Regions from separate parts of the Homo sapiens genome. Here regions 1 and 2 are each linked to region 3. Evidence: chromatin loops called from intact Hi-C (ENCODE). Cell type or tissue: heart right ventricle. All regions are shown on one strand.

The links. A loop is a pair of places that touch in the nucleus more often than their neighbours do. Peaks named below come from ENCODE experiments on the same cell type or tissue, not always from the same donor. Only the 100,000 strongest peaks of a DNase experiment are listed, where the experiment ranks them.
Region 1: it touches region 3 in a loop (14-fold over the local background); 107 of 110 quality-filtered maps call a loop at or near these places.
Region 2: it touches region 3 in a loop (2.4-fold over the local background); 56 of 110 quality-filtered maps call a loop at or near these places.

Annotation. Positions count from the first base shown.
Region 1 is chr2:158,898,160-158,906,159 of GRCh38, forward strand. No RefSeq gene overlaps it. Among named protein-coding and RNA genes, the nearest start is that of TANC1, 66 kb to the right of the region's middle. In heart right ventricle, a CTCF peak has its summit at 3,284 (motif pointing right); a DNase peak (open chromatin) is centred at 3,458; H3K4me3 peaks cover 516 bases.
Region 2 is chr2:159,027,492-159,035,491 of GRCh38, forward strand. The region is part of intron 2 of TANC1 (tetratricopeptide repeat, ankyrin repeat and coiled-coil containing 1); the gene reads left to right. Among named protein-coding and RNA genes, the nearest start is that of TANC1, 63 kb to the left of the region's middle. RefSeq lists an enhancer at 1,985-5,009. In heart right ventricle, no CTCF peak of the experiment used is centred here; a DNase peak (open chromatin) is centred at 3,750; H3K27ac peaks cover 6,574 bases.
Region 3 is chr2:159,114,090-159,122,089 of GRCh38, forward strand. The region is part of intron 4 of TANC1 (tetratricopeptide repeat, ankyrin repeat and coiled-coil containing 1); the gene reads left to right. Among named protein-coding and RNA genes, the nearest start is that of MIR6888, 69 kb to the right of the region's middle. RefSeq lists an enhancer at 4,528-4,822. In heart right ventricle, a CTCF peak has its summit at 4,684 (motif pointing left); DNase peaks (open chromatin) are centred at 4,672, 5,633 and 5,852; H3K27ac peaks cover 6,201 bases.

The DNA.
Region 1 (8,000 bases), 220 kb before region 3:
TCAAGTGATCCTCCCATCTCAGTCTCCCAAAGTGTTGGGATTACAGGCATGACCGACTACACCTGGACCCTTATGATTTTCTTAATAATATTTTATTTTCTCTAGGTTACTTTATTGTTAAGAATACAGGATATGGTACACATAACACACAAAGTGTGTGTTAATTGACTATGTTATTGGTAAAGCTTCTGGTTAACAGTAGGCTACTAGTAGTTAAGTTTTCGGGGAATCGAAAGTTACACACAGTTTTTTTTTTTACTTTGTGGGGGATCAGTGCACCTAACTCTTGCATTGTTCAAGGGTCAACTGTACCATGACATTGAGGACTAGGACTCTAACATATGAAATTGGGGGGACATAAACATTCAGCACATAACACAGGTAAATAGCATCTTCTCAAAGCAATAGCAAGCTCAACTGAAATTATCAAATGATTGTTTACTGTTTGAAGACTCATTTCAAAAGCCTATCCTCTCTGTATTCACCAATACTAAACTATTATGAACTTTGTCCCATCTCAGTCAAGCCTGACATTGAAAGACCCACCTTAAACATAGACCCCAGAAACCTCATAAATATCCCCACCTCTGGCTTCCCTGCTATTAAGATTTCATCAAGATCGTAACCTCCACAGCAGCCAACAATATAATCGAGTCAATTTTTAAATTTTTTAATAAAAAAGTATACAGGACAAAAAGGGAAACATGTAATGGATTGATACCTTTAAAACACAATCATGTAAAAAAAAAAAAAAAAAAAAGGCAAGCCAGGCATTGTGGCTCACAGAGGTAATCCCATCACTTTAGGAGGTCGAGATGGAAGAATCACTTGAGCCCAGGAGTTGGAGAACAACCTGGGCAACATAGTGAGACCCCATCTCTAAAAAAAAAAAAAAATAGCTGGGTGTGGTGGTATGCCTCTGTAGTCCCAGCTACTCAGGAGGCTGAGGTGAAAGGATCACTTGAGCCCAGGAGGTCAAGGCTTCAGTGAGCAGTGATTACACCACTGCCTCCAGCCTGGGCAACAAAGCAAGACTCTGTCTCAAAAATAAAAAAAAAGAAGGCAAACACATACGTACATTTGGTCTGTTGCACTAATGAATAGGATTATGGTTTCTATTTTCAAGCCTTCTACAAATTTGTCAAGAACTGTGAAAATCAAACTTCTTCATTCATATTAAACAAATAATATTTTAATTACTTTAATTTTGAAAAGCACAAATAGTTAAGAAAAACACAAATAGTTAAGAAACACAAATAGTTAAGAAAAAACTTAAGCATCAAGGTGAGATTGATTCATAAAAATTCCATGTCAAAGTCAATCTGAGATTGTAATACAGTCCATGTAATTTCTTGAGGATGAATTATAGCAGTTTTCAAACATCTCTGCAGTGAAAAAAAAATTCCCTCAAGTATCCTCACCAGGAAATTCATGATAAATTTCTTCTGCATTTAGTTAAAACTTCTCAAGTTATTCTTTTGCAAAAATCAGAGAAAGTGGCTGAGTGATAGTAAATGTTCATCGTATTTGATCCTTTATTTTAGAATGAATGTCCAGTTCTTGCTGAAAATAACTCAGGCATTCAAAATTGTCTTTTTGATTTCTTCTGGCCATGTAAGGCCTGCATCTTTTGTTGTTTCTCCTGACATTTTTCTTTGAAATGTCCATTTCCTTATATTTTGTTTTTGCAGAGTTAATGGTCTTCTTGAAGTCTATGTACCCATCTGCAGTAAACAATTTCACTGTACACTGTTCTAGGTTGATTCTGGCTGTTTGTTAATATGTTTGTGAAGTCACGTAGAATGACAGAATTAAAGTTACCCAAGCTCTGTTTCTTTGTCTTTACTATCACTGTATTATCACTGATCATTTCAAATGTACACTTTAGACTCAGAAATACATGGTAGAACTGTGCCCAATCTGAGGTCTGATAGTTACAATTTATCATGAACTTACTCCTGAAACAAATGCTTGTAGCTGCATATGTCATAGGCCAACTGCGTAACTGGAAATTCTCCAAATTGACTTCCATGACGTAGAACAGAATGTTTGTGAAAGGATATATAATGAAAACGTGCTAATTGGAAGCATACATAGTTAAAAATGGAAAGAAAGCAAAGTCCTTGTTTAGAACTTAAATGAAAAATGTTCAGGGAGAATTAGTTTATCATTGCTGTTTAGAATCACTGTTTGATGGTGATAATAAAGCACAGGCCACCTTTTAGTTAGTTTTACTATTGTTTTTCAGTTTCCTTCAGGTAATGCCCACCTTAGTGCCTGCACAGGGAGGATGCTCCCATGGGCCTGCCCCCAGTCCCCCACCTCCTGAGGTCGCCCAGGAGGGAGACTCGGGTAAGACTGCAGCCACCCCTGCAGCAGGACTTCTTCCTTGTCCAGACCATCCCGGCCGGGCACGGTGGCTCGTGCCTGTAATCCCAGCACTTTGGGAGGCCGAGGTGGGCAGATCACTTGAGGTCAGAAGTTTCAGACCAGCCTGGCCTGGCCAACATGGTGAAACTGAAATACAAAAATTAGCTGGGCGTGATGGGGACAGCACCAGCCTGTAATCCCAGCTGCTCAGGAGGCTGAGGCACAAAGCTCGCTTGAACCCAGGAAGCAGAGGTTGCAGTGAGCCAAGATTGCGCCACTGCACTCCAGCCTGGGTGACACAGTGAGACTCTCTCAAAAAAAAAAAAGACAATCCCAATTATCTTCACATCTCCACCTCTCAGGCCAGGGGACTATGCCCAATTCAGGAGAATATACTAATTAATCTAAAATTTTGAGTTAATTTCTCCTTGCCTGTAATGGTTTAGGAGTGGGTATTTGTTGAAAATCTAGCCAAAGAAGTTTGAGGGAAGTCTAATTTGGGGGCTTCTAAATCCATCAATGCACTCCAGGCATTGTCTATAGCTAAACAAATAAGGTGTATGTTATATACATACATACATACATATATATGTATAAAACACATATATTGTATAACACATGTATATAGCACATATGTATATATACACACACAAAGATATATATCACCTTGTTTCTTATGTATGTGTATACTATTGAGATTAATAAAAATAAAAATACACGTTCACATAAATGAGGTACTAAATTCATAGAATCTTTTAGTCTTTATGTATTTTTCTCAATCAAAAGATACAAAAAGTACAAATACTATTACATGCAGGTTCATGTCTTACCCTTATGCTTAAAAGGAGTCCTCATTAGTGGACAGCATTCTATTTCTCTCTTTGTCATTAAATAGCCTATCATCGAATTTTTCTATCAACCACTAGAGGGTAGTATAGACCAGAAAAAAAGCCCAAGCATCCAGTTGGCGGCAGCACATTCCTGAGACTAAGTGCTGCAGTGATAAACAGCCATTTGGTTAGAATGACCAGTGTAGGCAAAACAATTTAGGCCCCACTTTATAAAAACTCAAAATAAAAATACCGTTACCGGCCAGGCGCGGTGGCTCACACCTGTAATCCCAGCACTTTGGGAGGCCGAGGCGGTTGGATCACGAGGTCAGGAAATCGAGACCATCCTGGCTAACACGGTGAAACTCCGTCTCTACTAAAAATACAAAAAAAATTACCCGGGCGAGGTGGCGGGCGCCTGTAGTTCCAGCTATTCGGGAGGCTGAAGCAGGAGAATGGCGTGAACCCGGGAGGCGGAGCTTGCAGTGAGCAGAGATTGTGCCACTGCACTCCAGCCTGGGCGACAGAGCCAGACTCCATCTCAAAAAAAAAAAAAAAATACCGTTACCAAATTCCATGAGAAATGTGTATATTTAACTGGTTAGACAAATTTAGACATGAAGTGCTCAGAGTGTAGGACTGGAGTGACTAGGTTTGAATGTTACCTCGACTCTTAACAGCCGTGTGACCATGGGAAAGTGTTTAACCTCTGTTTCAGCATCTGTAAAATAATGGTAATAACAGTATCTATGATCATTCAATTAGAACAGTGACTGCATAGCACATAGTGAGCATGCTCCAAATTTGGGCAGATTTACTTTTCTTGGCCTCAGTTTTCTCATCTGTAAAGTGGAGCTAGCAATATTAGTCCCATGGTTGAAGAGTAAATGCACATAAGCAATTAGCACAATGCTTGACACTTGGTAAAATATATGCTTTTGTTAGTACTATTTTAATATTCTTTTTATAATTACTAATGATATTATTGTTAGACTTGGAATAAAAACTTGGCACTGGTATTTTGTCATTGATTGTTTACCTTAAGGCACATTTGAGAAACAGCGGCCCTATGGGGTGGCTCATGCCTGTAATCCCAGCACTTTGGGAGGCCAGGGCAGTTGGATTACTTGAGGTCAGGAGTTCGAGACCAGCCTGGCCAACTTAGCGAAACCCTATCTCTACTAAAAATACAAAAATTAGCCGAGTGTGGTGGCGTGTGTCTATAATTCCAGCTACTTGGTAGGCTGAGGCAGGAGAATCGCTTGAATCTGGGAGGCGGAGGTTTCTATGAGCTGAGATCGCACCACTGCACTCCAGACTGGGTGACAGAGTAAGACTTTGTCTCAAAAAAAAAAAGGAGAGAGAGAGAGAAATGGCAACATGGAATTGCATTTTCTGGTTCTTCCCAAAGCTGGCAAGGCTCCTGGCCACATACTGCTCACCACAGTTTTAAAGCTTTGCCTCTACCTGAAAACCAAACTGGATATGCAGTTAAGTGGAGAATTTAATCTTCCTTTAAAGACAATGCAAACAATTGGTGCCCCTTTAAAACTCGCTTTCTTGTTGAAAGTGAATATTTCTTTTGGATCATTCAAAAACTTCAAGTTTCTTCTGTGATTGTGTACAAGGTGTCATCCCTTGTTTATTTCTGGATAGACTTCCACAGATTAAAGCTAGCATCTGTATTCTCCCTAAGCTGGTCTCTGCTGCCAGGGCCTTACTTGTTGTTGAGCAAGGATGGTTTGGCACTGACGGTCCGATTTACATCCTCCTATCTCCATGAAGAAGCTTATCCTAGCCTGGGCAATGTAGTGAGACCTCATCTGTACTCAAAATAAAATAAAATAAATTTAGCCGGACATGGTGGCTTATGCCTATAGTCCCAGCTATTTGGGAGGCTGAGACAGGAGGATTGCTTGAGCCCAGGAGGTCGAGGCTGCAGTGAGCCATGATAGCACCACTGCACTCCAGCCTGGGTAACAGAATGAGACTCTATCTCTAAAACAAAAAAAAAAACTTACCTTTAAAAAATCATACCTACTTCAAAATGATATAAAAACGTCATCAATCATTTTATGTGTTTTGCTATACCTGCCAAGAAGAGTTCGATGGTGTTGAACTGTTGCTTAGCATTTAGTCTCTTTTGGTAATAAAAAAATTAATACTGGCCACAAAACAAATTGATTTCATGAGCTTATTGACAGCCCTGGGGAATTTAGAGTTTGCCATAGTGAGCCAAGAGGGCCAAGCTGCTTCTGCTTGACCTACAAATCCTACAGTTGCCAGCCAATCTAGTCAATTCTTGGCGATGGATTGATTTCCCCATCAGTTTTCTTCAATCTCGCCTCAGACCTCAGAACTTCCTATTCCACTGGACACCATTGCTGCTCAAATAAATCCCATTATAGACAGAGCCCCAGTGTGTCATATCACCAAAAGACAGAGCAAATGGCTGGTTGGACTACTGTAAGCCCTGGATCACTTCCAGAATACAGGTTCCACCATGCGAGCCAACGAATCTGTTTTCCCAGTCATCTGTTTTCACCAAGTCAAGAGTTCAAAAGACTTGTCCAATAAGTCAGAACTTCTGTAGCTGGATGACTGGTGTTCCAGTGTGATCATCATGTCTGCCCTTTAAATGTAAAAACTGAAGCACTTTGTGAAACCTGAAAACAGTTTAAGACATTAAAAAGTCCTCCCCCCTCATCTAAAAGAAAAAGGAATTTTCATGCACTGTAGAAACCATTCAGAGGCAAAACATCACATCCCAGTGAATATAATAGGGTCTTGCAGCCCCCTCTTATTTGAACACAACCCTCATTGACTTAAAAGTGACATTTCCAAACTGGCTGCAAGAATGATTTGTCCCCCAGACAAAGCAGGCTGCATTTGTTCTGCTAGAATGGCTGCTCTTCTTTGTCTCTGGATAATTTGATACAGCATACATTCATTCATTCAAGGGTGACTCTTATTTGAAAAATTTCTCAATGAGACCATTTAAAAAATGGTTTTTAATCCAGAGCTTTCATGACTAACTCTAAGGCTTCTTTCAGCCTTCAGCCTTGTCCCTGTTAGTTTCATAGAACTGGCAAAAATTGATCTTTTGAAATAAAATTTTTTACAGTAAATATCAACCTAAAAGTGATCATTTTTTCTGAAAACTTTGGACTAAGAATGTGCAGCTTCTCTACAATTTTTAACTGGAAATTCTCTAATCACTTCAAGATTTTTTTTTCTAGTTAAAATGGCAGGTTAAGGGAAGGGAAGTGACTTAAATGAAGTCTGGTGCCTTCTACATGCCTGGGGCCATTTCAAGAGGAGTAACAAATCTTTAAGTGTTTAAAAACAGTGCAGTGGAAACCAGAGCTGCAGGTAATATTTTCTCTTCTAGGAAAAGCTCTCCATCACAGGCCAGACTCCTTGCTACCCACCTTCTCCAGTCCCATGCACTTCCTGGCCCCTTAGGTCAGAATTCCTATAAATTTCAGGGCCTGCCATTTTCCCAGGGCAGAGGTGAGGACTGGGGGAAGAGGTGACTCCAAAATCACAACTTCATTAACTAAAACAAAGCAGACATGCAGGGTTGACATTTGGGGCCTATGAATCTTCTTCATGATGGTTCCCATGTCTCTTTAAATAAACAATGTGGAAAGAAAAATATGACAGTCTCTTTTTGCAGCAGTTCTGAAAATAACTTGTGCAGGAGAGGTGAACCAGTGGCATGTGCCTGAGCAGAGCCCCCTGGCTTCACTTTCGCAGTCACCTCTTCCTAAAAAAAAAAACAAGCAACTCACAGGATACTGCAATACCTGTGTGTACATTATAAAAGCCAAAATGAAAAGGTGTCTTTAATGCTAAAGGTAAGATGGCAAGTTACATTTAGAACTGACCAGAAGGCGGTCTGATTAGTGGTTGTTTTTTTACCTCCAACTTCTGTTTTTAGTGTATAAATAGAGTTTAAAAGAATAATCAGTACTTAAAGTCAGTGTAGCCCTTTAAGACATAAATAACTGAGAAATAATGAGATTGTTAAATATCAAAGAGGTTACTACTACACCCTAAATTTCCCCTTGAGTGAGAAGTGAATGATCAAATTCAGAAACACTTCATTAGATAGAACTAAATGCTATCCTTCACCTTGCTAATCTCCTCCTGAGATTTTGCTCTTCACTTGAGCAAATTAACTGAGGGTGAACGATGATCAAAGGAAAAACTTATGAGGAGCAAACTCCATAAATTGCTGGTGAGACTGAAACATAGATCAGAAAAATCTCTCTTTAGTTAGATAAAGATGAGAAATAAAAGGCACAGATATACGCATGAGATATCCGCTATAAAACAAATAGAAGGAAAACAGAAACAGGAAGGTTTGTAGAGAGGTTAAGAACATCACAAAAAGCAGAGGGCTTTGCAGGGCTCCGCAGCTTCTTATAGCCCTCTTTGTGTTCCTTTCTTGGCAGGTAGATCCTGAATTATGAAGAGTTTCTGATTTGGAGGCTTCCATACCCACCCCTCCCTCTACACACACTCCATACCACACACATCCCAGTTTTTCTAATATTTATAAATAGAATTTGCACAAGCCCCTTGAGTGGAGTTGAAATAAACAGAGGAAGTTTACATACGAGTTCAGAAAGGCCATGGTTCCATGGTTTAAGAAACAGTCATCGGAACTGGGCTTGTGGCCCATGCCTGTAGTCCTAGATAGTCGAGAGGCTGAGGTGGAAGGATCTCTTGAGCCCCAGAGGTTGAGGCTGGTGAGCCAGGATCGTACCACTGCACTCAAGCCTGGGCAACAGA
Region 2 (8,000 bases), 87 kb before region 3:
ATTTCTACCAACATTTTGGCCACCACCACTTAAGCAAATCTTGAAGAAGATTCAGACTTTTCCCTAGCTCTCGTCTTCTGAACCCTCATCAGAATCTCCCCTAATGCTCCACTTATAGCAATTACAGGCTTTTTCTAGCTTGCTCCCTCAAACCCTTCCAGCCTCTACTCATTGCCCAGTTTCAAAGCCACTTCCACATTTTCAGCTATCTGTTATAGCAATGACCCCATTCTTGGTACCAATTTTCAGTCTTAGTCCGTCTCTTGCTATAACTGAATGCCACCTTCTGCATAATTTATAAAAAAGGGAAAATTATTTCTCACAGTTCTGGAGGCTGTGAAGTCCAGGAGCATGGTGCTGGCATCTGCTTAGCTTCAAATGAGGGTCTTCTTCCTGCTTCATAACGTGGTAGAAGGTATCACGCAGCGAGAGGGCAAGAGCGTGCATGTCAGTTCAAGTCTCTCCTCTTTTTTCAAGCCGCCAGTACTATCATGGGAGCCCCATCCCGATGACCTCATCTCATCCTTATTTCCTCCCAAAGGCCTCACCTCCACTCCACATATGAATTTGGGGATTACGTTGCCAACACATGAAAGTTGGGGGACACATTCAAACCATAGTATATGCTAATTGCTTTTTTTTTCTTGATACGGAGTCTCACTCTTGTTGCCTAGGCTGGAGTGCAATGGTGCAATCTCACCTCACTGCAACCTCTATCTCCTAGATTCCAGGGATTCTCCTGCCTTAGCATCCCAAGTAGCTGGGATTATAGGCACACACCACCACACTTGGCTAATTTTTGTGTTTTTAGTAGAGACGGGGTTTCACCATGTTGGCCAAGCTGGTCTCGAACTTCTGACCTCAAGTGATTTGCCCGCCTTGGCCTCCCAAAGTGCTGGGATTACAGGTGTGAGCCATCATGTCGGGCCTATTCTTTACTGTTTATACTTCTCTTGTGTGTAGACAAAATGAAACAGTAGAAAGGACAAGAACTTTGAAGCTAATGTAATCTGAATCCTTGAGTTTGTATCCTCATATTTTAAAAAATTGTGGTTACAAAACAAAACACATGAGATCTAACTCCTAACAAAATTTTAAGTGTACAGTGTTGTTAACTTATAAACACAATGTTATACAGCTGATTTCTAGAAGTATTTCATCCTCTGTGACTGAAACTTTATATTCTTTCAACAATTCTCCATTTTCCTCTCTCCCCAAGCTCCTGGCATTCACCATTCTGCTCTGCTTCTATGAGTTTGATTATTAATTAATTAATTATGATTATTATTGTTGAGATAGGGTCTCTCACTCTGTTGCCCAGTCTAGATGCAGTGGCTTGAGTGTAGCTCACTGTAAGTTCAAACTCCTGTGCTCAAGTGATCCTCTCAAGCAGCTGAGACTATAGGCATGTGCTGCTATACACAGCTAATTTGTAGATTTTTTTATAGAGATGAGGATCTTGCTATGTTGCCCAGGCTGGTCTTGAACTCATGGCCTCAAGTGGTCCTCCCAAGTCAGACTCCCAAAGTGTTGGGATTACAGGTGTGAGCCACAGTGCCTAGCAGAGTTTGACTACTTTATATACCTCATAAGAGTGGAATCGTGTGCTGTTTATCCTTCTGTGACTGTTTTATTTCTCTTGTGTGATGTCTTCAAGTTTCATTCATGTGGTAGCATGTATCAGGATTTCCTTTTTTTATGGCGGAATGATCCATTATGTGTATATATCACATTTTGTTTATCCATTTATCTGTTAGTGAATATTTAGGATGCTTCTACACTTTGGTTATTGTGAATAATGCTGCAATGAACATGGGAGTGAAAATAGCTCTTTGGGATCCTGACTTCAGTTCTTTTGGATAAATACCCAGAAATGAGATTGTTGGATCGTATGCCTCACTTTTTAAGTAAAGGTTTGTAATATGGAACATGTGCATTGTTCCATGTAATGCATGGCATACAGAGTGGGTTCTTTCCTGTCTAGGCACCCTCTTTTGAAACCAAGTGTCCATATAGTTTGAGTATTTTCACTGTGGTTTATCATAAGTACTTAGTATTTCTTGCTTAACTAATGCCTTATAATTATTTTTTAGAGACAGTCTTGCTCTGTCAACCAGGCTGGAGTGCAGTGGCACAATCATAGTTCACTATAATCTTGGACTCCTGGGCTCAAGCAGTCCTCCCACGTCAGTCTCCTGAGTAGCTAAGACTATAGGTGCTTGCCACCACACCCAGTTAATTTTAAAAATTTTGTGTAGAGGTGAGGTCTGTGTTGCCCAGGCTAGTTTTGAACTCCTAGTCTCAAGTGATCCTCCTGCCTCAGCTTCCCAAGTAGCTAGGTCTACACGTATGTGCCACCATGCCTGTATTTTTAACATAGCGATATGGGGTCTTGCCATCTTGTCCAGGCTGGTCTTGAACTCCTGTTCTCAAGCAGTCCTCCTGCTTTGACCTCCCAAAGTGCTGGGATTATAGGTGTGAGCCACTGTACCCAGCCTCTACTATTTTTGATCATGTCTTCAATAACACTGAGAATTATTTTGGAGAGAAGTCAACATTTCCCCACAAAAACCCTTTTATTCACTGGTCACTCACAGCAGCTGTGTCATTGAGAAGTGTTGACACTGCTTTTGGTTTTTAAGTGACTGTGTGTTATTCCTTCCCGGGGTGAAAAAAAAAATTGCAAGGTTGGAATTTTCTGGATTGTTAACAAGATCAAAAAGCAAAGATATAAAGCCAAGGGGGGAATGTCTTTCTACGGAATGGTGGTAGAAAGCAAAAAATGCTAGAATTTTGTAGAAATTACTAGGTATTACAAAAATAATCTTTGACCAGAAAATGAAGGTTGCTGTTTTTTATGTTATTCTAAAGTGTAGTACACTTTAACCAGCTAGGGTTTTTGTCTGGATCTTTAAAGTATATTGATAAAAATGCACATACACATTTATTTTTCTTTTAGAAGATGACTTGATTTCCTAGGACAGAAGTTATTTCATAGTTGTAATTTCAATAATCATGGATGTTAGCTTTGAAGTGGTTGATAAGAAGCTCTCTGATTCTCCTCTATTCAGAGAAGACACAGTTGTAGCCATTTCTCTGATTTTCCTCAGTTTTCGCCTTAGAACTAGTAAAAGAGGATTCAGTGGCTTCAGCATACTCAAAGCCAACATAGGGGTGTTGAATTCTCCAGGAAAAGAGAGATCCTGTTTTCTCAGTTTGTTGTTGGGGTTTTGTTTTTGACATTTTTTGACAGCTAAGATCAAGATCTCATGACTTGTGTTCTGGCCAGAGGACCCTCAGCTTTTTGTGATGAGTCATTTCCTAATGCATCCGGAGGCACTGGGCTTGGAACCCCCATCTCAGAGTTGGGGGCAGCAGATCCAGCCACTGCAGCTGGGAGGGAGTCCAGGTGTCAGGAGGAAGGGGCTGAGGTCTTCAGGGCTGGTGGCTCAGGGTATATGAGTAGCCTGACACAGGCACCCATGTCCCCAGACCTTCTCTGGCCATATGGAGTCAGAGTGACCTCCAGTCCCCTGGAAGATTGCCAAGAGCAAGGCAGCTCCTCAGCCCCTGAGGAGTTAGCAGCAGATTATCCAGAGAGGGTCTCAGGCTCCTTATCAGAACTGAGCTAGAGGGTGATTTAGGCCTGTGGAATGCAGGAGCAAGAAAGCCAAGTTACTGGATACAAGGTCAGGGCCTGCCTGTTAAGCAGCAAGAGCAACTTAGCCAGAGCTATTTAAATCTCTATCTTAGAAATTCCCGCTGGGTTGAGCCAGCAAGGGGAGTGTGGGGGCAAGGGTTAAGAGGCTTCAGCTGTGGGGAAGGAAGGGCCATGGACACTGAAAACAACAGGCCAGGCCTGGATGTCCTGACAGCCTAGACCTAAATAGAGAGGTTTTTAGTGTCCTGGTAGGTCATTTCAGCCTGCTTGCAAGTGAATGGGTCTTAGGGTGTAAGGTACATATTCAATCATGAGCTTGAAAACTGAGAATTACTTATGTGAATCTGGAAGTGGATGTAGTTTTAAATTCAATTTAGACAAAACAAATTCCTCAATTTTTCCCAAGTGTAAATTATAACCCTATATTACAGAACTGTCAGTTAAATTCATGAAAGTACTCTTTACCAAGCCTGAAGCAAATTGGTGCTTTTGAGTGCTATTACTTATCGAGAAATAAATATATAAATCAGAAAGCTGAGCTTTGGAAAAAAGAAATAAATATGAAGTCACCCAATAATCCATTCTGAGTAGATGAATGATTAAAGATATGTGAGGTGAGGTTGCTTTAGAGCAAGGGAAAACTCACCCTAGCCTCTGTGGTTCACATGGGCATGCATAACAGTACAGAATTTATTCCTTGGCTCTGTATGTCATACAGATTAGATTCCAAAGTCAACTGAAGCTTGCCTTATTGATCACAGAATCCTAACATTTAAACCAATTTTATCATCTTTAAGAAAGTTGAAAACTTAATACCTTTAGAGACTACAGAAACGCTTAGGCTGTTTAAAAACACTCTCATTCAAATACCTTCTTCCCTAAGGTCATATGGCCCTGGGGTATCTGGGGCAGATTGAACTGGCAAAGATTCAGAAGGCTTCATTGGTGACTTAGGAGGAGATAGGGGGCGTGTCATTAATACAAAGGCATAGTCCATCTGCTCAAAGAAGTTTATAATCTGGTGAGGAGCTTTACTCACAGATACCGTAAGAAAAGATGGATGAGAATAATGAATGGGAGAGTACTCAGATGGAATATTCCAGATCAGAATGGCAGTGCTTTTGAGAAAGCCTGTCCTGGTTTCCGTTGGTGTTAGAGACCACACAGAGACAGCACATTGCAGTTGGATACAGTCCCCATTCCTATTTTTGAGGACATTTGGATCTTGTGGACTGAGGTTAGCCATGTGGATATCTCTCCTGGATATAGTGGCAGAGACACACTGTGAGCAAAGTAACCTTTTCTTGGTGCCCAGGGTCACCTTTCAGAGCCAAGAATTGTGCTGCTTTAAAATGCTTTTTTTTTGGCGTCCTTGCATGCATTTGGGGATTGAAAGGCTGTTAAAATATAACAGCCTGTAATCTACTGTTTCGAATTTTACAGATTCTCTCCTGTCAGTCGCAGCTTCTCAGGGCTGTCATTGTGCCCAGATCTAACACTGTCCCTCCATTCTCTTAACTTACAACAGTCTGGGAAACCACATATTCTCTCCTGTTAGAATTGAATCTGAAAGACAGTGGGAGGGCTCTGAGGGAGAGCCTGTGAAGAGGTGTTGGGGGTTGGTGTGGGGGTTAGGAGTTCCCTTCTGCATTGTGCATGAACTGAGCCCCAGATTTTGGCAGCTTTGAAGACTTATTTGCATCTTGGTTCTTGGTGTTTTCTGGATAAGTTGAGGTTGCAGCATATGACTTCTGTCTTTGATAGGCCTCCCCCTTTTTTCCTCCTACTCTTGCCTGAATCAATTTTGTTATGGAAAGAGTGAAAGTTTTCTCAGGGAAAATGAGAAGAAGCTCAACGGAGGAAGACCCAGGGCTGAGCAAGCCTTGGCCGGTCCGTCAGCCACTGTTTGTACAGCCTAAATATACTGAGCCCTGCAAAAGGTTCAGTGGGATGTCATGGAGCCTGCCATCAAGAAGCCTAGTCTGTGGTTGGGAGAGAGAACAAACAGACCTGAAACTCCCGATTAAAAGCAGTGGTTTTGCATCTTGTGTGAGTTCAGAGAAGAGTGATTTAAGTCAGGGGCTTGGTGTCGGGAGGGTGGGATCCAAGTGGGATTCAAGTAAGTGGCCATGGATGAATTTGTGAATCACCAGTTAGGAAGTGGCAGAGGTTAGGGACAGATGTAGCAGCACAACTGAGGAACTCATTTCAAAGGAAGAATCGTAAATGTATGACCGGTTCACAGACTGTTGAGTTGTGTGGCTGATGAAAATGCAGTCTCTTGGGCTCCAGGTGTGATTGCCCATGGGCTGCGGGAGAGGGGAAGTGCCCAGGAGCAGCCCAGGTTGCTCTAGTACAGATGGGATACACTTTGGGAAACATTGGTAAAGGATGGGTAAGGCAAAGCAGATGAATTTCCTTCCCATGAGAGACAGAAATTGGGGAAGCCATCCAGACTCAACAGCCTGGTGGTTGTCCCTCTATTACAGAAGAGCAGGTAGCAAGCAGGTATTCCTAAGAATGACGGGACATGGGAGTGACAATAGGGTTAGCACCTCAGATGGAGCCGGTGTTCCCGCAGGCTTCACCCCAGGTTCTTTCTTATCCAGCCTCTGTCACATCTGAAAACATCATGATGCTCATGAAATCAAGGTCACATTCAACCTGCATGTGCGCCAGCTGGTTTTATACCAAGGAAAGCTCTGTTCTTCAGGCACTGTGGCTCTTAGTAGTTATCCTTGAATGCGTTGTGCTTTGTCAAACTTGGTGAGCAAGAAAATATGGATCCTCAGTAAAAAACAAAAACAAAAACAAAAACCCTATCAGGACTATTAGAAGAACAGGTGAAATCATAGTGGCAAATACAGTGGTGCAGTAAATTCCTCACATCTGAAAACCATCATATCACTTCTCATATAGTTAACACTTAATGGAAATATTCTTTACAGATGAGCTTTGAATTGCTGCCTCTTGGCCCTGCCTCTACCTGCCAAAGCAGCCGGACTCAATGCAGATGCCATGCAGGGCTCACTTAGTGAATGGCCTAATCTGTCCCTCCTCCTGCCTTCTCCCTTGGGCCACACCTTGCACCCACTCCAGCGATCATCACCTACAAATCGTTATTCACTCCAACTTTCTTCAGCTCTCTTCCCTGGTCCATTTGCTTTTCCCTCTCTCCCCTGTTTTTGAGGCATAAATATTTCCCACCTGACCCCATCAGGAGGACAAAAGAAACAGCTGGGAGTTGGTCAGGTGTAGTGACTCTCAATCCTGGCTACACATTAAAATCAACTGGTCGGGTTTGAAAAGCGCCAGTGGGCCCTATTCCCAGAGATCCCGTTTCACTTTTTCTAGGCCTCAGAATTTTTAAAGCTACCTAGGAGATTCTCATGGGCCATGGGATGGAAAACCACCTCAGGGCGGTTGATAGTGTAACAGTACTAGCAGGACACCTGTCTCATGGAAATGGAAGCTGAAAGATTTGGGATGGAAATTGGTATGTTTTAATGCCTTTTGCTACTCAAGCCCCAAATGTAGGACAGATCCCCATGAAGTTCTCCTCCTCCCATCTTCCTCTGTTATGTAAGCTTGCTTTCTATTAAATAGCAGCATTCAACATGAAAGAAGAGCTTTCTTTTATTTGCTTTAGGATTTCTGTGGTATTGTTTCCACTGTGCTGTGGTTGAGTGTGACTTGAACGTCCTCACGAACTCACCGACGCTGGCTTTGCCTGAGTGGTCTTTGTCACGTTGTTTAGCCTCTCTGGGCCTCACATTGTAGTCAAAGCAGTGTTCAATGCTGCAGAACCCTTTACAGCTGGAGGATTTGGACCGTCACATGGAATCGATGGAGACATGCTTTGGTCCATGAACACATACAGTAGCCTTTGTCTTGTGGTCTGAGGAGGCCCAGTGCTAGGCTTTAGAAGGGTACTTGGGAGAAAAAAAATTTTTTTGATGAATACTTCTATTGGATAAACAAATTTGAAGTGTGTCTGTTCATCCTTGCAAGAAAGTGATGACCACGAGGTAAACTGTAATAATTCTCTATGAAGTTTTTTTTTGAAGGAGTCAGTGGGAAATTAGATCTGAAAAGAAAAAGCTATTGATGGGCATTTGAAATTCTCATTCAGCTAGTCTCTAACCTCCTGTGTTTTAGGTTTCAGAAAAATTCCCACAATAAGTATATTTTGTCATCTTTTACATGAGAATATTTTGTGGTGTAATGCTCATTTTTTCAAAACTATCATGGGCCCAAATGCTGGGTTGTGCATTGAAAAAGGCCTTTGAACACAGGAATGCCAAAACAGTAAAAGTTCATAATTTTTTTGCTAATCTAA
Region 3 (8,000 bases):
TAGCTTTTATTAAAAGTGATAAAGATCAGTGAGAGCACAAGGAACCAAGTTTTAGAGGAGTGTGAAAAGCAGTTCACAAGACAACGAGCTGATACCAAAGATTATGGGGACTGAAGGTAGGGAGCCAACCAAGCACCCAACTGTCCTCCTGAGGGGAGGACAGATGTGGCCTGGCTGTAAAGAGATGCCTTGCAGGGGCCACCTGAGTCCCATAAGATTGTCAGGAAGAAATGATATCAGTGGCCAGGTCAAGGAGCTATCCATTAGTTTCTGAGGATGTAATATTTACTAATATTTACTTGGTTTTAGGTTTTACTGTACAGTTAATTTTTTCTTATAGTTTGTGGTATTTTAACAGGCAAGCAGGTGCTTTTAAGGTGGGGGGAAACATCTTAACTGTAGCCTGAAATCTTGACTTACTGACAGTGTTGCTAGTAGAGTAGTGTGTGATACCCAGAAAGGAAAAAATAAACCTGTTGAGTTCAACATGTTTCCCCGAAATGAGCAAGAAACATATATCAGACTGCTTAAGAGAATCCCATTTTTATTTGCATTTTGACACTCTTTTATTATTTTTATGGTATACTTTTCCTGTTTCTTCCTTTCAACCTGGAAATTATTAGTTTGTGTGCCCTTTGGGCTTTAAAATAAAGTTCATTTTATTCTGTGGTCATCTCAAGAGCTCTTACTCCCCCAGTTCTCCTGGACTTGTTTTGGTGAGAGCCTGTTCCAGGATCCCTTTCATTGTAAGAGGACATTGTATGGGTGGATATGATGACTTTTGGTGGTGATCTTTATTTTTGCAAATGGCCTCAGAGGCACTCTGAGTTATTCAGTCTTTCACGCAGTGATTTCATGAGCTTCCATAAACATTTGTTTTATACCAGTTTATTGAGCACCAGCCATGTGTTGGGCTCTGGACTAGAGATGTGGTGGATATAAAGGTAAATAAATACTTGGCTCTAAGCTCTGGGGACCTCCCAGTTTGGCAAGAGATGACAACAGTGAAGACATTGAGGTGTCTACAAAGTGTTGTGACCTCACGGAGAAGAGCGAGACTCTCCTTTCGGAAGCTGGTAAGGGTGTGTGTGTGTGTGTGTGTGTGTGTATGTGTGTCCGTGTGTGTGTGTGTCATTGGAGGAGCCAGGTGTTTTATTTTGGCAGTGATGTCCTATGACAGAGTTAAGCAGAAGAGGGATGAAATAAATAGATTTGGTTTCTAGGACGGTAACTGTTTCACACAGGCCTCCTTGGGGTTGAGACTGGGACTCCTTGAGTCAAATGCAGTATAGTGGCTTAACTCTGCAGGGGAATGTGCAGTGTGGTGGAGGTTGATTTGAAAAAGTTTTAGGAAAAAGAATCTTTAGGTTGTGGTGACCTGTTTGTACATGAGAATTAGGGAAGGAAGAAAGTGCAGAAGGAAAGTACTCAAGGCAGGGGCTTCCTAGTCCTTTTAATCTCATGGCACATATAGGAGATTTTTGTACAGCAAATGGAATCAATGAACTGTCCCTCGGGCACTGCCCCAGACTCTGCCCAACGGTCCGGAGAGCTGAGAGAATCCATATCCTGGCATACCCTTAACTCATTTTTTGCATGCCATTGGGAAGCTTGCCGAGCTCTAGCTTGGTTTTCTTGATAGGTCAAGATTCAAAATATTCTGTTGTGCCTCATGACTTTGTTTTTCTCCCCAGTTTAATTTTCATAGTATTTCCAAGGTGGGCATTATTCCTGTGTTTTGGGTAGGAATTCTAAGGTTCTGAAAGGTAGAATTTCAGCCCTCGTTGGTCCTGGGATTCCAAGTAATGCTGTTTCTGCCCTACCACAGGTGTAGGTGCTGGTGTAATTAACTACAGTGTGGAGTGGTTTGACTTTGCCTATCTTGAACTTTGAGTGCTCCACGAAGCCATGCTTGTGAAGAGCACCAAGGAGTTGAGTGCAGAGTCTGAGCTAAGGTTGCTGGCCTCAAGAGAGAAAAGAGGATTTTGAAACAGGGCATCTGACGCAGAGGCTGTGAAGGTCAAGTATGATAAGGAATGAAAAGTACCTGTTAGTGGCTGGGCGCGGTGGCTCACACTTGTAATCCCAGCACTTTGGGAGGCCGAGGCAGACAGATCATCAGGTCAGGAGTTTGAGAACAGCCTGACCAACATGGTGAAACCCCGTCTCTACTAAAAATACAAAAAAATTAGCTGGGTGTGGTGGCAGATGCCTGTAATCCCAGCTACTCAGGAGGCTGAAGCAGGAGAATCGCTTGAACCCAGGAGGCAGATGTTGCAGTTAGCCGAGATTGTACCACTGTATTACAGCCTGGGTGACAGAGCAAGACTCAGTCTCAAAAAACAACAACAACAACAACAACAACAAAAAAAAAAAAACAAAGGACCTGTTAGCTTTTGGAAATATGGCAATTGATGACCTTTGAGCAGAATAGGCAAACTTTTTCTGTCAAGGGCCAGATAGTAAATATCTCAGGCTTTGAGGGCCACACAGTCCCTGTTGCGACTATGTAACTCTGCCATCGTAGTACAGAGCAGCCTTAGACAATACGTAAATGAGTGGTCATGGCTGTGTTCCAGTGATATTTTATGTATAAAAACACTCAGTGGTCCAATTTGGCCCCTGGGCTGTAGTTGGCCAATGTTAACTTTTGTCTCAGGAAAGGAAAGGAGAAATGGAAACTTAGCATTTATTCAACCATGTGCTAGACACTGCATGAACATTTTCAAGCCTGCAGCTTAGGTATGAACCCCACTTACAGTGAGTTGATGGAGCGCCCCAAGAGCTTAGTTATAACTTTGCTGAAGGTTAGACTGCTCGTTGATAACCAGTTGGGATTTGAACTTCAGTCTAATTCCAAAGCCTGGGTCATTTTCACTTTACTTCATTGCCACCCGGAATAGTGGCCTTCGATCACTCTCGAAAGGTGCAGATGGCACAGGAGCCCTCACACTCTGCCTTTCCACCATATCCTTCACATGACCTTCAGTGAAGCAGTGTTTGCTGCTTTACCCTCCTCTATGCTGAGGGTGAAAGGACTGTCAGGAACACAACCTAAATACAACATAGAAAGTAAAAGGACTCTCCTGTATGTGACGAGACCTCTTAGTTACCATTAAAGCTTGGGTGAACTTCTATTTTTAATAAAATTTAAATTCAGAATAGCGTTAGATTTATAGAGAAGTTGCAAAGAATGCAGAGTTCCCGTGCACTCCATACCAAGTCTCCTCTTATTAACATAGGACATTAGTATGACACACTTGTCAGAGTTAATGAACTGATATTGATACCTACTAAAGTCTGTACTTTATTCCTTTTTTTTTTGAGATGGGGTCTTGCTCTGTTGCCCAGGCTGGAGTGCAGTGGTGCAATCTCGGCTCACTGCAAGCTCCGCCTCCTGGGTTCACGCCATTCTCCTGCCTCAGCCTCCCGAGTAGCTGTGACTACAGGTGCCCGCCACCACGCCCGGCTAATTTTTTGTATTTTTTAATAGAGACGGGGTTTCACCGTGTTGGCCAGGATGGTCTCAATCTCCTGACCTCGTGACCCGCCTGCCTCGGCCTCCCAAAGTGCTGGGATTACAGGCGTGAGCCACCGTGCCCGGCCTATTCCTTTTTTTTTTTTTTTTTTTTTTTTTTTTTTAAAGCTTATTCCCAATGTCCTTTTTCTATTCCAGTATCCGAGAGGACACCATATTGCATTTAGTTGTCAGGTCTTAGACTCTTCTTGGCTGTGGTGGTTGCTCAGACTTTCCTTGTTTTGATGACCTTGGCAGTTTTGGGGAGTGCTGGGCTGGTGTTTTGCAGGTTGCCCCTCTACTGGAGTTTTTCTGTACTGGAGTTTTTCTGTACTGGAGTTTTTCTCTACTGGAGTTTTTCTCTACTGGAATTTTTCTGTACTGGAGTTTTTCTCTACTGGTGTTTTTCTCTACTGGTGTTTTTCTCATGATTAGACTGGAGTTACAGGTTTTGGGGCAGAAACCACAGAAGTGAAGTGCCTTCTGCTCCCATCTTTTGATGTACACAGTAGCTACCTGGCTTATCACTGTCTTGACTTCGATCACCTGGCCAACGTAGTGGGTGCCAGGTTGCTCCAAGGTGAAGTTATTCGTTTCCTTCCCTCCCCCTTCCATATATTAACATGAACGCATTTGTATGCATGCATAGATGCTGTATGTGGAGTGTGCTGTACTCTCCAGAAGGCAGGAAGTCGCTGTGTGCAGCCCACACTTAGGGGTATGGTGGTGTACACCACCACCATGAGAGTGGAGGATCTATGTAAATTGTTTGGAATTTTTCTGCATAGGAGATTTGTCTTGTTTCCCATTTATTTTCATCAGTATGGATTCCCGGGAAGATGAACTCCCAGTGTTGTACTTGGGTGTGATTCAGGAGTATGCAAGCCTTTCTGCCCCACTTTGTTGCCTTGTTAACTAAGGGAGGCTGAGATAAGTCCTCTCAGGTGCAGTCAGAGTCTGTCCTAAGATGGGGGTAGGGAGTTGCTGTGCCTCAGTGGTTTACTTTCTCAATATAGACTGTTAGCCATATGTGTGTTACCTGAAACCTTAAGGAGAAAGCATTTTTGGCCGGCCTGGAAAGGACACAAGCAAATGTAGCCTTGATGGTGGAGAAACGTCTCTAGCAGGGCTGTGCATCTGAATCAGCATTGAAGCAGCGCCACCTTGTGGTTGATGCTGAATGAGCTGTGTATTCGGCCAGGTTCTGTGATTCTTACCCTGTCTGCATGCTGTTCGAGTAGCTAAAGTACTTTAGAAAAGAAGAAACACTTTAAACTCTTAAAGAAAAAGAGAAGCTACCTCCTAACTTTGCCTTTGTACATGACTGGGTACACAAACAGCAGACATCTTAAAGTAAAAAATCTCTGTAGTTACTTTGTTTGACATACTGTTAATCATGTATTTTCTGGTAAGCCTTTTTGTCTCTGATTGTTCAAAATTGTTCAATAGCTGAGGCGTAAAAGTAGAATAGGTTATAACCCCAAGCCTCTGTCATATTTTTCTTTGGTATAGGCAGATTGGGCAGTTATTTTAATATTCATTCTTCTTTGCCCCCAAATGTCTTCAGATGTTTTTGTACACATGCGTAAGAGGTTTGAGCCTATGTAGGAAGTAGCCAGGGAGTCTACTGAAGTCCACTGTAATGTGTGGGAATGTGGAGCCAGTTATGATTAACAGCTGTCTGCATCCTGGATTGTTTAACCCATTGTTTACACCCACTCTTCAGAACCAGTGGAGGTGGGGGAGTTGGGAAGATGGTTTCATATGACCTGTGGTTGACCTGATTGACTGTTAGCAGGTGCTAAGATGGAGATCAGTTTCAGTTGGTTTTAAAAAAAATCAAGAAGCAGCCACTCTGTTGTAATAAATCATTGTATATTCAGGAATTCTAACTGTAATGTAAAATCTTGATCACCTGTTTTAGAGTAAGGTAAGCAATGACTGTAGTTGCTTTAACCAATAAAAATTCGACATCAACCTGAGCTGTAGCATGTTTAATGTGGAAACCCTGTTCTCTGTTTTGTCCTGAATGCTGAACACTGATAGGAAGTCAGATGCGGTAGCTGAGAGGTCACGATGGCCTGGGTTGCTGCAGGGGACGGCAGCAGGCACTCTTAGGAGGTGAGCTGCGGTCGTGGCTTATCTGGCCCCTCTCACTGATGTCACAGGTTACCTATGCAATCTGTGAGTGCAATTTGTCCTTTTTAGACTCTAAACAGATAATGGCTGAGCCCCCAAATATGGCTTTGCTGCTGCGCTTGATGTTTGCAAGAGGGAAGAGGTGTTTCAGATAATGGAAAGCATGTGCTTGCCAGTGTGAGCTCATCAACAATGAGGTCAGAGGAGGACAGTGCCTCTTGCTCGCAAGCCCAGCCTTCATACTGCCTTTTCTTTCAGTCTCAGGTGCAGCCTGTTGTGGGATTGTTAGAGGCCCCTTGCATGTGGTCTGACATGCCAGCCTTCTGACCATGTGCAACAGGACTGTGGGCTACTCCTGACTTCAGAGATAGCATCTTTGTACAGATGCCAGAGATGCCAGAGACACCCAGGAGTTGAGTCTGCTGGGGGACATGGACAAGGACGTAGGTGACAATAGTGTATGTGCTGTGGGGAAAGGATGACTGTGATAGCATGTGGAAGGTTCTAGAATTCAGAGGGTAACAGAAATGAGATGGCAGTCCTTACCAGCAGGGTGGGCACTGTGGGATAGGGAGTAGACAATGGTGGACTTGGACTTGAGGGAGTAGTTTGTTTATTTTTTTTTAATTTTTTTTTAGAATCTTGAACTTCCATTGAGTATTCTGAAAGGGAGAGATTGACTTTACATGGTGGAGGGACTATTTTGAGCCTTTTGATGTTGAGAGAAGCATTTTATGTACAAATGATATGAATTTTGCATTGCTATTCAGTGCATTATGGTTAAAAATTTTAAATATGGCTTCTCACAAGACTTAAAATTCAATGTGTCAATCTTGTGTTTAAAAAAATTTTAATTATTTTTAGAATGAATTTCACTTAAAGCTAAAAATTATGTATTTCAGGATAGGGTGTGGTGGCACAATGGATCATCACTCACTGCAGCCTCAACCTCCCAAGCTCAAGTGATCCTCCCACCTCAGCCTCCCAAGTAGCTGGGACTACAGGCACACACCACAACTAATTTTTGTATTTTTTTGTAGAGATGGGGTTTCACTGTGTTGCCTAAGCTGGTCTTGAACTCCTGAACTTAAGCGATCCTCCTGCCTCTGCCTCCCAAAGTGCTGAGATTACAGGCATGAGCCACCGTGTCTGGCCTCTCCTTTCTCTTTTACTTACGGCAGTTGAGGCCCACCTAGATAAGCCCCTCATCTCAGGATCCTTAACTTAGTCACATCTACACAGATGATTTTTCCAAATCAAGTAGCAAATACCATAGGTTCCAGGGAGTATGTCTTTGGGAACCATTATCAGTTTACCACACCTTCCTAACACAAGGTAACCTGATGGTCTAATAACATGTTTGCTGGAGTACTAGCTAGCATGTCCACATGTCCTGCCAGAAGAAGGAAAGAGAAGAGCAAAATGGGGTTTCTCCCAGCTGGCTCATCTTTGTAAACAGTCTTCCTTGAAATCCTACCTGATGCTGGCTCACCTCTCATTGGCTCTGTGGACCTAGCTGCCAAGGAGGCTGGGAAATGCAATTATTTATGCACTTAATTGCACTAGGGTGCTAAAGCATAATTTTCTCCGCTATTGTTGTTGTTTGAGACGGACTCCCACCCTTATCGCCCAGGCTGGAGTGCAATGGTGCAATCTTCGCTTACTGCAACCTCTGCCTCCTGGGTTCAAGTGATTCTTCTGCCTCAACCTCCTGAGTAGCTGGGGTTACAGGTGCCCACCACGATGCCTGGCTAATTTTTGTATTTTTAGTGGAGACGGGGTTTCGCCATGTTGGCCATGTCTCAAACTCCTGACCTCTGGTGATCCACCTGCCTTGGCCTCCCAAAGTGCTAGGATTGTGAGCCACTACGCCCAGCAGTTACGAGAAAGGCAATAGCATAATTCATTAATTAGGGAATCCAAAAAGATGTTAATGGTTTAGGAATTTGGGTTATAGAGATTTATATTGTCTGCCAGAGAATTGGTATGGACAAACATTGCTAGGGACAGGAATCATTTGCACTGCCAAGTTTTCTGCAATTTACAGACCTGTAAACTAGTCAATAGAAAGTCAAGAGTGTACACAGCTATGGAAAGATACTGTCGGAGGGTCTGCTTTACATAAGCAACATCCAGGCCCACTGAAGGTACACCCTGTTATCTCTTTTGTCCCTTTCCAAGTGTTTGAAACTTTTTATTTATTTATTTTTGAGAGATGCTCTCGTTCTGTTGCCCAGGCTGGAGTGCAGTGGCAGGATCACGGCTCACTGCAGCCTTAACCTCCCAGGTTGAAGTAATCCTCCCACCTCAGCCTCCCAAGTACATGGGACTACAGGCACACGCC